Linked DNA regions of Homo sapiens: region 2 is linked to region 1. Evidence: read pairs that join two places in POLR2A ChIA-PET (ENCODE). Cell type or tissue: PC-3. All regions are shown on one strand. Links, peaks and the distances in the headings refer to the core of each region. The heading gives the core; the rest is flanking DNA. Region 1 overlaps SRPK1 (SRSF protein kinase 1). Region 2 overlaps SLC26A8 (solute carrier family 26 member 8).

Region 1 (5,386 bases), core at 115-5,114:
ACAACAACAACAACAACAACAACGACAACAACACAAAACAAAACAAAACAAAAAGGCAGGGTACACAGCATTCCTTTCAATAGCTAAAGGAAAATACATCTTAATTTTAATTTTTCAGTATTTATTTACCTTTTCATCAACCTGTTTCATCAGATTATTTTTTCAAAAGATTCAATTAACAGAAAAACATTTTAATAGAAAAACCAGTTACATGCTATGACTGAGCTATTTAAGACATAAGAAATACCTTGATGCAACTAATGATTTAGATTTTTGGTGGCCATTCCAACCTTCCTCAATTCTTGATTTTCTTTTTAATCCCCCAGGGTACACAAAATTAGCTATAAAACTGCATGATTCAATGTTCATTGTAACTGAAAACATGTCTTTGGGAAATTTATTTAGTAATACACTGGCCCACTTTCCTAAGTGGAAATAAGGAGTCTGAATGAAGAACAACATTCTCCAATTTGAGATTAAGATGGAATTCTGAAACAGATTCTCTGATTCAAACTTAATGAAAGTAAATGAAATGGGGCCGGTTGCGGTGGCTCACACCTGTAATCCCAGCATTTTGTGAGGCCAAGGCGGGCAGATCCCTTGAGCCTAAAAGTTCAAGACCAGCCTGGGAAACATGGTGAAACCTCATCATTAAGAAAAACGCAAAAATTAACTGGGCTTGGTGGTGCGTGCCTGTAGTCCCAGCTACTCGGGGAACTGAGGTGGGAGGAATGCTTGAAGCTGCAAGGTTGCGGCTGCAGTGAGTCATGACTGTGCCACTGCACTCCAGCATGGGCGACAGAGCAAGACCTTGTCTCAAAAAAAAAAGGGGTGGGGGATGATTAACTGAAGGCTTGTATAATGGAGTTGACACCATACACTGCACAGCAGACAGACTGGTATTTATCTTGCAGGGGGCAAAAAAGGAGGCCTATTCTCTAAAGAAAATAAAATAAACTGGAAAGAACAAATGCTGTTAGTGTGGATGATGCTACCCCAGAGTAAACTTTTCCAGATTCTGGCATTCAGTGGGACCAAACATCACACAGGTAGCCTCCTATTTACTCTAAAGAAAAAGCTGGCCAGGCACGGTGGCTAATGCCTATAGTCCCAGGACTTTGGGAGGCCGAGGCCAGGAGTTCAAGACCAGCCTGGCCAACATGGTGAAACCCCGTCTCTACTAAAAATACAAAAATTAGCCAGGCACAGTGGCATGCGCCTGTAATCGCAGCTACTCGGGAGGCTGAGGTGTGAGAATTGCTTGAATCCGGGAGACAGAGGTTGCAATGAGCCGAGATCATGCCACTGTGCTCCAGCCTGGGCGACAGAGCGAGACTCTGTCTCAAATAAAAGAAAAAAAAAGAAAAGAAAGAAAAAGCCTTGCTAGGGACGTAGGGCTATCAATCAGGTCTCTAATGCCTCATCCATAAAAATAAAAGGTGACTAAGGATCATCGAACATTTGAGGAAAGCCCACGGCCCCAAAGACAGAGACCAAGATAAGCAATTGGAAAACTGACCCTACAAGAGAGATATGCATTCAGGAGAAAGACCAAACTTAAAAACTAGTTAATATGAATAGAGAAATGTTAAATGATGCCGATTTCCATACAGACTATGATGCTCTAGTCTAAAAGATGAGTAAAGTCAGAAAGAAGTTCTAGAAAATAAACTTGACCATTCCCTAAATGTAGGGGGGAAAAATGCCCACTTATCTCATAATCGCCCATTATCCCGTAATATCTCTACTCAAGATAATAATGCTCAAAAAGAGATGAGACAAACACAATCAAACCAGAAGTTCCCACATCTGAATAATAGAGTTGCAGAAAGAGAAACTTATGAAAATAGAAGAGATAAAATTATTAAAGAAATTCAAGAAATTTCTGGAGATTGAACGGAAGCTCTACTTAATTTTTTATTAGGGAAATTTTTAAATCCCAGTGTTAAGAAGACTCTAAAGGCTTCTAGGTAAAAAAAGCTAGAAGGGCAGTAATTAGACTGTCATCATCTATCTCATCAGAAAGCCAATACACTAAAAGACAATGAGGCAATGACTTCTAAATTCTGAGGATTTTTTTTTTAACCTAGTCTAAGTATCAACAACATTTGAGAGCAGAATAAAGTTTTTCAAATATGGACCAACATTGAAACTTATCTCCCATTCATCTTCTCTGAAGAAGTTACTTAAAGTCAAGAAAACAAAGCAGTAAAACTGAGAAAGAAGACATAGGATCCACAGGATTCTGTTTTACAGATCAAAAACAGAAGAGCCAAAAAGGAAGTTCCAAGAGCACAACTATAGAGAAGGCCTGAAATGCATTTAATCTGACCTAGAGCCAGAGACCAGAGAGCTCTGAGAGATTCCGGGGAAAAAAACAAAGACAAGAAAGTATGCTTGAGACATACTTTCTGGAGGAATCTAACAATATGATAAAAAAGAGGTAACACAAGGGAGAAAAACATAATTACGAATTCCAAGAAACAAACAAAATCTAAACAAAAAAAGTTATGTAATTATAGCACAAGACACAGTCAAAATAACATAAATGCAGATTATTGATTTTCTACTTCAAAATCAACCTAATGATAAAGCACAAAATACCTAATTATGGCTACAAAGTAGAACGTAAGGATTCTTTGTAAACACTGTAAAGACAGAATTTAGGGGCCAGTTGGGAGAGAAAGAAAAGTCCACCAATATTTTCATGTTACGAAGTTAAAGTGCCTACAGTTAATGAAACCAAAAACAAAGGTTGAGGCATATGCTTGTGTGTGTGTGTGTGTGTGTGTGTGTGTGTGTTCATCCACAGTTCCTGGCTCGTAACTCCCACAGCCCTTGTTAGTCTTTTGTTATAATGTTGGGGCTCTTTAGGCCTCAAAAGCAGGCCTCAGAAAACAGACCTCCTGCCCTCTTTCACCTGCTCCTTTTTCTTCCCAATGCAGTAACGTAATCCTCCCGTGCCTTTCCATAAAGAAATTATCTGACCTACCTTATCTGATCCTGATTCATAAGATCCCCATTTCAGAGCCCCATACCTTGGGGGAAGGAATGATGCACAGAGAGGCCAAGAATCTGAACAGACAGGCCCTGCTGGGTTTCCATACTCAGTCTATTAGGTCGTACTCTTTTTGTCCAATCACATTTCTACACAGTTGACCATGCTTTGTTCATGCCTATCCAATGAAGTCTTCATGAAAGGCCCAAGAGGGTGAAGTATGGAGAGCTTCCAGACAGCTGAATAAGTAGAGATTCCTGGAGGGTGGTACACCCAGAGAGGGCATGGAAGCTCTGCATTCCTTCCCATACCTTAGGCCCTATGCATCTATTCATCTCTATCCTTTGTAATATCCTTTATTTAGAAAAACCAGTAAACATGTTGCCCTGAGTTCTGTGAGCTCCTCTAGCAAATTAATTCAACCCAAGGAGGTGTCATGGGAAACACAATTTATAGCCAGTTGATCAGAAGCACAGGTAAAACAACCTGGGCTTGCAACTGGCACTGGAAACGGGGGAGAGGCAGTCTTGAGGAGTGAACCCTCAATCCGTGGGGTCTCCAAGAAGACACTGTCAGAACTGAATTGAATCAGAGGACATCTAGCTGGTATCTGCTGCAGAACTGATTGGGTGGTGTATGGCAGGGGAAAAAGTCTCATACATTTGGTCACAGGAGTCTGTGTTCATTGTTGTGGTGTGAGAGCAGACAACAAAACAGTTTGAAGTTTTCCTACTCAAGGTATATTAAAGTTATAAAGTAATCAAAATAGATAATAACAAGTGTTGGTGAAGAAGTGAAAAAAACTGGAACCCTTACACATCGCTGGTGGGAATGTAAAATGGCACAACCACTTTGGAAAGTTTGTTAATTCCTCAAAATGCTAAACATTAGAATTACCATATGACCTAGCAATTCCACTTCTAGGTATTTACCAAGAGATGAAAACATGTATCCACACACCAAGTTGTACATGGATGTTCACAATGCATAGTTGTATGATTTTGTTACCAGTAGTGTTAACCTGAATGGGATCTGGTTACCTTGGAAATGCAGGAACTTATTATGAATGTACTATAAAGTAAAATGCTGACTGATTCCTGGGGACAGGGTGGAATATACAAATACAACATTATTCATAATAACCAAATAGTGGAAATAATCCAAATGTCCACCAACTGCTGAGCGGATAAACAAAATTCATATATCTATACATAAAAAGGAATGATGTACTGATACCTGCTTTAACAAGATGAATGAACCTTGAAAACATTATACTAAGAGAAGCCAGTTACAAAAGACCACATAATCCTAAGATTTTATTTACATGAAATGTCCAGAAAAGGCAAATCCATTGAGACAGAAAGTAGATTAGCGGTTGCCAGGGTCTGAGTAAAGCGAGTAATGGTGAGTGACTACTAATGGGTTTGGAGTTTTCTTACAGGAGGATAAAAATGCTCTAAACTTAGATCATGGTGAGATATAACAATTCTGAATATGTTAAAACAATGGAAGTGTACACTAGATGGGTGAATTTATGGCATGCAAATTATGTCTCAATAAAGCTTTAGAAAACTAGGTCCAAATATAGTGCTTTATTGAGAGGAAGAGAGAGATAAAGTGGTGATAGTACAAGTGAACTATATCTTCCTCAATCATAGCAAGAATTTATGGTAATAGCTAAAGCTGATCAATCAAAGAATAGCAGTAAGTATGCTGGAGATGTGCACGTCTATCCAACTATTAATAAAATAAACAAAAAGCAATGGGTAAAAGTAGTTGCTTTAGGAAGTAGACCTATGTCTAGGGAAAAGGTGAGACAGAGGACTATGTAGCAGTTATTTAATTAATTCATTAATTCATTCATTTATGAGACAGGGTCTCACTCTACCGCCCAGGCTGCAGTGCAGTGGTGCTATCACGGCTCCCTCCAGCCTTGTCCTCCTCAGTTCAAGTGATCCTCCCACCTCAGTCCCAAGTATCTGGGACTACAGGCGTGCACCACCATGCCTGGCTAATTTTTAAAATTTTTTAGAGATGTGATCTCACTATGTTACCCAGACAAGTCTCAAACTCCTGGGCCCAAGTGATTCTCCAGTCTCAGCCTACCAAATTGCTGAGATTACAGGCATGAGCTACCACACCCATCCTGTAGCTTTTATTTAAAAAGGCTTCCACTGCGTATTCTATTGGAACAAATTAGACACCTAAATGTCCAACAAGAGGTGGGTTGAATAGATTTATTAGCTGCATAGATCACCTGTATGTTTATTTAAATTTGATTACCAATTTGTTCATGTAAGGTAAAACCTGTAATTGCTAAAAGGATCATCTATGCAGGCCAATTGATCAATACATTGCATTATGAATGTTTACTATATTTGAAAATGT
Region 2 (5,386 bases), core at 88-5,087, 120 kb after region 1:
TTAGAATGGCTAAAATAAAAGATACTAAAAACGAGCCTATCAAAATCAAAACTTTTGCTCTGGAAGACTGTTAAGAGTATGAAAAGGCAGGCTCCAGACTGGGAGAAAATATTTGCAAAACACAAAAGACAAAATAACTAGTATCCAGAATCTACAAAGAATTCTCAGATCTCAACAGTAAAAACATAATTTAACTAGAACATGGGCAAAAGACGAGAAGAGCCATTTTATGAAAATAACAGATGGAAATTAGCATATGAAAAGGTGTTAAATATCACTAGCCATTAAGACAATGCAAACTAAAACCATAATGAGATATCACTACATGACTATCAGAATAGCTAAAATAAAAAATAGTGACAACAGCAAATGTTGGTGAGGATACAGAGCAACTGGATCACTGATAGATTGCTAGTGGGAAGGTAATATGTTAAGCCACTCTGGAAAACAGGTTGGTGAAAAAAGGCAACAGGCAACTCCTATATACTCCAGCAATGTACTACACTCCTAAGCATTTATCCCAGATAAATGAAGACTTAACATTTATTTTAAAAACCTGCACATGAGGCCAGGCGCTGTGGCTCTTGCCTGTAATCCCAGTACTTTGGGAGGCCAAGGTGGGTGGTCACTTAAGGTCAGGAGTTTATGACCAGCCTGGCCAACATGGTGAAACCCTGTCTCTACTAAAAGACAAAAGTTAGCTGGGTGTGGTGGCGTGCGCCTGTAATCCCAGCTACTCAGGAGGCTGAGGCAGGAGAATTGCTTGAACCCGGGTGGCAGAGGTTGTAGTGAGCCGAGATCGTGCCACTGTACTCCAGCCTGGGTGACAGAGTGAGACTGCCTCTCAAAAACAACAACAACAACAACAACAACAACAACAAACCTGCACATGAATGTTCATATCGTCTATATGTGTAATAATAAAGCCTGGAAGCAATCCAGATATCCTTCAATGGGTAAATGTTTAAATGAACTGTGATACATCTATACCATGGACTATTACTCAAAAATAAAAAGTTATAAACAATTCATATATACAACAATCTGGATGAATCACCAAAGAATTATGAGGGAAAAAAACCAATACCAAAGGGTTATATGCTGTATGATTCCCTTTAGATGACTTTCTTGAAATGTTAAAATTATAGAAGTGAAGAACATATTAATGATTGCTAGGGATTAAGAGGAGTTAGGGACAGGAGGCAGGTAGTGGTGGCTATAGAAAGACAACTTGAGGAATCTTTGTGGTGGTGAAAGTGTTCTCTATCTTGACTGAAACAATGCTGATATCCTGGTTGTGAGACTGAACCATAGCTTTGCAAGATATTACCATTGGGGAAACTGGGTAAAGGGTACATGGGTTCTATCTGTTGTTTCTTACAAACGCATGTGAATCTATAATTATCTCAAAATAGAAAGTTTGATTTTAAAAATATTGACAATATCAAGTGCTGATGAGGATGTGGAGGAAATGAAATTCTTATGCTTGCAGCTGGGGATGTAAAATGGTAGAAAAACCACTCTGGAAAACAGTTTGGTGGTTTCTTATAAAGTTAAACATACACGTACCATGTGACCAGTGATCCAGCTCCAGCTTAGTAAAATGAAAACTATGTTCACTCAAAACCTGTACGTGAATGTTCATAGCAACTTCATTTGTGAGAGACCAAAACTGGAAACAAAATGTCTATCAACAAGTGAATGGATAAACAAGCTGCGATGTATCCATATAGTAGAATATTACTAAGCAATAAAAATGAACTATTGATACACACAACAATTTGCGTGAATCTCAAAGGCACAATGCATAATGAAAGAAGCCAGCCTTTGAAATTTACATACTGTATGATTCCATTTATATGATGTGCTCAAAAAGACAGAATTATGGTGCTGGAGAACAGATCAATGGTTGCTAGGGGTTATAGATTGGGGGGTATGTGGCTTAAAAAGCATGGCATGAGAGAGTTCTGGAGGTGATGGAACTACTCTGCATCAATTGTGGTGGTGGTTACACAAATCTATATATGTATTCTTTTTTTTTTTTTTTTTTTTGAGATGGAGTCTCGCTCTGTCACCCAGGCTGGAGTGCAGTGGTGCGATCTTGGCTCACTGCAACCTCCACCTCCTGGGTTCAAGCAATTCTCCTGCCTCAGCCTCCCAAGTAGCTGGGATTACAGGTGTGTGCCACCATGCCCAGCTAATTTTTGTATTTTTAGTAGAGATGGGGTTTCACTATGTTGCCCAGGCTGGTCTCAAACTCCTGATCTCAATCAATCTGCCTGCCCAGGCCTCCCAAAGTGCTGGGATTACAGGCATGAGCCACCAGTCCCAGCCAAGTGGGTTAAAATCAATCTGAGTATACACCAAAAGGGGAAAAAAAGCGCCAATTTTACTATTTGATAATTTAGAAACAAATAAGTAAATAAAGATTTAAAAAGTTATCTGTTTTCCCCAATTAACAGTGCTGTGCTAGAGTTGGATTTCAGCCACAGCTTGTTCATGTTCTTGACCTCTTTTGTGCTATCCACAACCTGCCCGATCACAAGCTTCAACCCTGCCTGTTGAGCCTCAGAAAAATAGAGAAATGGAGGTATTTAAAGACTATCTGGGGAACTATAAACTACTGTGAGTAAAGGATTTATAAAACCCATTCTATTTTTTGAGGATGAATTTGATCTGGGGTTAACTTTCTAGCTCTGTTTCCCTGGAAACCTTATAATGGTAGAACGTCAGCTGTGTTACCGGGCAGAATTGCTTATGGTAAAAATGAACCCAAATAGTATATTCCATCTGGACCAAGAGGACTGTGAATGAAAGATAAATATCCAGTTGGAAGCCCTACCTTTGGGATTCTCTGAGCATAGTGACTCTTACAACTGGACTTGCCCATTGTGGGACTCTGGAAGCAATATTTATGGCACTGTTACAAAGTTGTTGATTCCTATTTGGGAAATGAGTTTTTAAAGCCCAGATAAGCTCCCACACCTATCTGTGTGATCTTGTTGTCTTACATCTGAACTGCTACTTGGAAGACCAAAGAGTGAGCACTGGATTGCTTGTCACTTGCTGGAGAGATGCTGGCATGCTATGTTTCCTATCCTTCACCTTTTTTTTCTTTTCTGAGACAGGGTCTTGCTTTGTTGCCCAGGCTGGAGTGCAGTGGTGTGATCACTGCTCACTACAGTCTCGACCTCCTGGGCTCAGGTGATCCTCCCACCTTGGCCTCCAGAGTAACTAAGACTACAGGCACACGTTACCAGGCCCCGCTAATTTTTGTATTTTTTTGTAGAGACAGAGTTTCACTGTGTTAGCCAGGCTGGTCTGGAACTCCTGAGCTCAAGCAATCTGTCTGCCTTGGCCTCCCAAAGTGCTGGGATTACAGGCATGAGCCACTATGCCCACCTATCCTTCCCCTTTCTAGGTAAAACCAATGCCAAGTGAGATGTATTATAGCCATAAGCATGAAATAACTAGTGAAGGGAAAAAATAACAAAGAGTGGGTGTTACAAATACTCTGGAAAGCATTCAGGGGTCTAAAGTAAACCAAGTCTTTTGGAACCACCCTGGAGAGGTTAGAAATCTGGCAGATAAGGGAACAAATGGTAATGCTGTGAATAAAATTCAATATTTTTTTTCTATTCATGTAGCACAAGTAATTGTTTACCCTGGGCACGTGGACAAGGTCTGATACATTGTCTTTGGATGAACAGGCTTCATATCTTCCTTACCTTGGGGAACTTGCACAAGGCCAACACTTATACCAGCAAGTAAGTCTCCCAGAAGCCAATCCTTTAATCGATACATACACATCCATTCTAGGAAGGGAAAGATTGTAAGCACGCATCGTAGGAACCTGTGCCATGAGCAGCTGTGAGAGAGAGGAGCAGAGACTTGGTTAGTTTCTCCAAAGAAAATGCCCGCATAGCCAAGAAAAGGCATTTGGCCCACATAGCCAAGAAAAAGTAGAGTCTTGTCAGCACTAATGAGAGTTTGACATATTGGACCAGATAATTCTTTGTTGTTGGGCTGTCCTGTGCATTGCAGGATGTTTAGCAGCATCCCTCGTCTCTACACATTCCCACATTTGATATCAGTAGAACTCCCCGCTTCAGCTGTGACAGCTAACAATAACAATGTCTCCAGACATCGCCACATGTTCCCTGGGGGACTAAATCACCTTAGCTTCAGAACCAAGTGCTATGTATATGTCAAGAACTAAGCCATATACGTCCAGCATGTAATCAGTTCTGTGTTTTCACAGGATATTTGGGAAGAATTAAACCTACCAATTTTCCAGTAGAAAAATGGACTGCTGTTGTTTTCTTTTGACAAGGACAGTGTTTTGAGGTGTGACATTGATAGGTGGAAGGGCAGTTAACACATTCATGTTATTCCCAATTAGGAGAGTCCCCAAGTGCGAGGCAGGTGCATAAAGTGTGTTCTTTCTAATTATGACCCTCTGTGGAGGAGAGGAGAGCATGGAACTAAAATTTTTACCAAACATTTACTCTGTCTGGCCTTGACCTGTGACATGTAGAAATTAGTAGAAAATAGAGAATATGAAGTCCTGTGCTTAAGGACTTAGTTATGTAAGGAAACAACTTTATAAAATAAGACTTTATTATCCTTTAGCCCAGTAGATCTCAACTAGGTGCAGTTTTGTTCCCCTGTGTACATGTGGCAATGTCCAGAGACTTTTTTTTTTTTTTTTAGATGGAGTCTTGCTCTTTCGCCCAGGCTGGAGTGCAGTGGCACAATCTTGGCTCACTGCAGCCTCTGCCTCCCGGGTTCAAGCAATTCTCCTGCCTCAGCCTCCTGAGTAGCTGGGATTACAGGCATGCGCCACCATGCCTGGCTAATTTTTGTATTCTTAGTAGAGATGGAGTTTCACCATGTTGGCCAGGCTGGTCAGGTGATCTGCTCGCCTCGGCCTCCCAAAGTGCTAGGATTACAGGCATAAGCCACCGTGCCTGGCCCGGAGACATTTTTGATTCTTGCAATTGGCAAGTGGGTAGAGGCTAAACATCACAGAATACACAGGCCAATTCTCCACAAGAAAGAATTTTCTGGTCCAAAATGTCAATGATGCTGAGATTGAGAAAACCTGCTTTAACTTTTAGATCATCTAAAACAACAGAATCATCATTAATCAACCAAGAAAACCAATTTGGTTTTAAATTGTTTTTCATTATTTAGATTTTAGCAGGGGTTGAAAGTAAAAAGTATGAAGATTTTTCATGTGTAAACTGAGCTAGATAATTGGGATTTGACTACAACAACAAATATAACTTTAACGTAGTCAGGGCTGAAGTGCATGCTCAGACAAAAAGTAATTTTACTTATGTTTTACTGTTACAACTATGGCATTACTATTGCTAAGGTAATT

What was found. ChIA-PET counts read pairs that join two places held together with the same protein. Peaks named below come from ENCODE experiments on the same cell type or tissue, not always from the same donor. Only the 100,000 strongest peaks of a DNase experiment are listed, where the experiment ranks them.
Region 2: POLR2A ChIA-PET joins it to region 1 with 11 read pairs; 6 of 35 experiments call an interaction of 5 or more read pairs at or near these places.

Annotation. Positions count from the first base shown.
Region 1 is chr6:35,892,667-35,898,052 of GRCh38, forward strand. The region is part of intron 2 of SRPK1 (SRSF protein kinase 1); the gene reads right to left. Among named protein-coding and RNA genes, the nearest start is that of SRPK1, 26 kb to the right of the region's middle. In PC-3, for the core only: no CTCF peak of the experiment used is centred there; a DNase peak (open chromatin) is centred at 3,185.
Region 2 is chr6:36,008,505-36,013,890 of GRCh38, forward strand. It overlaps SLC26A8 (solute carrier family 26 member 8), which reads right to left. Exons shown (of 20, transcript NM_052961.4): 3 at 3,729-3,868. It overlaps LOC105375034 (a long non-coding RNA gene), which reads left to right. Exons shown (of 4, transcript XR_926746.3): 3 at 2,463-2,590; 4 at 3,648-3,769. Among named protein-coding and RNA genes, the nearest start is that of SLC26A8, 13 kb to the right of the region's middle. In PC-3, for the core only: no CTCF peak of the experiment used is centred there; no DNase peak of the experiment used is centred there.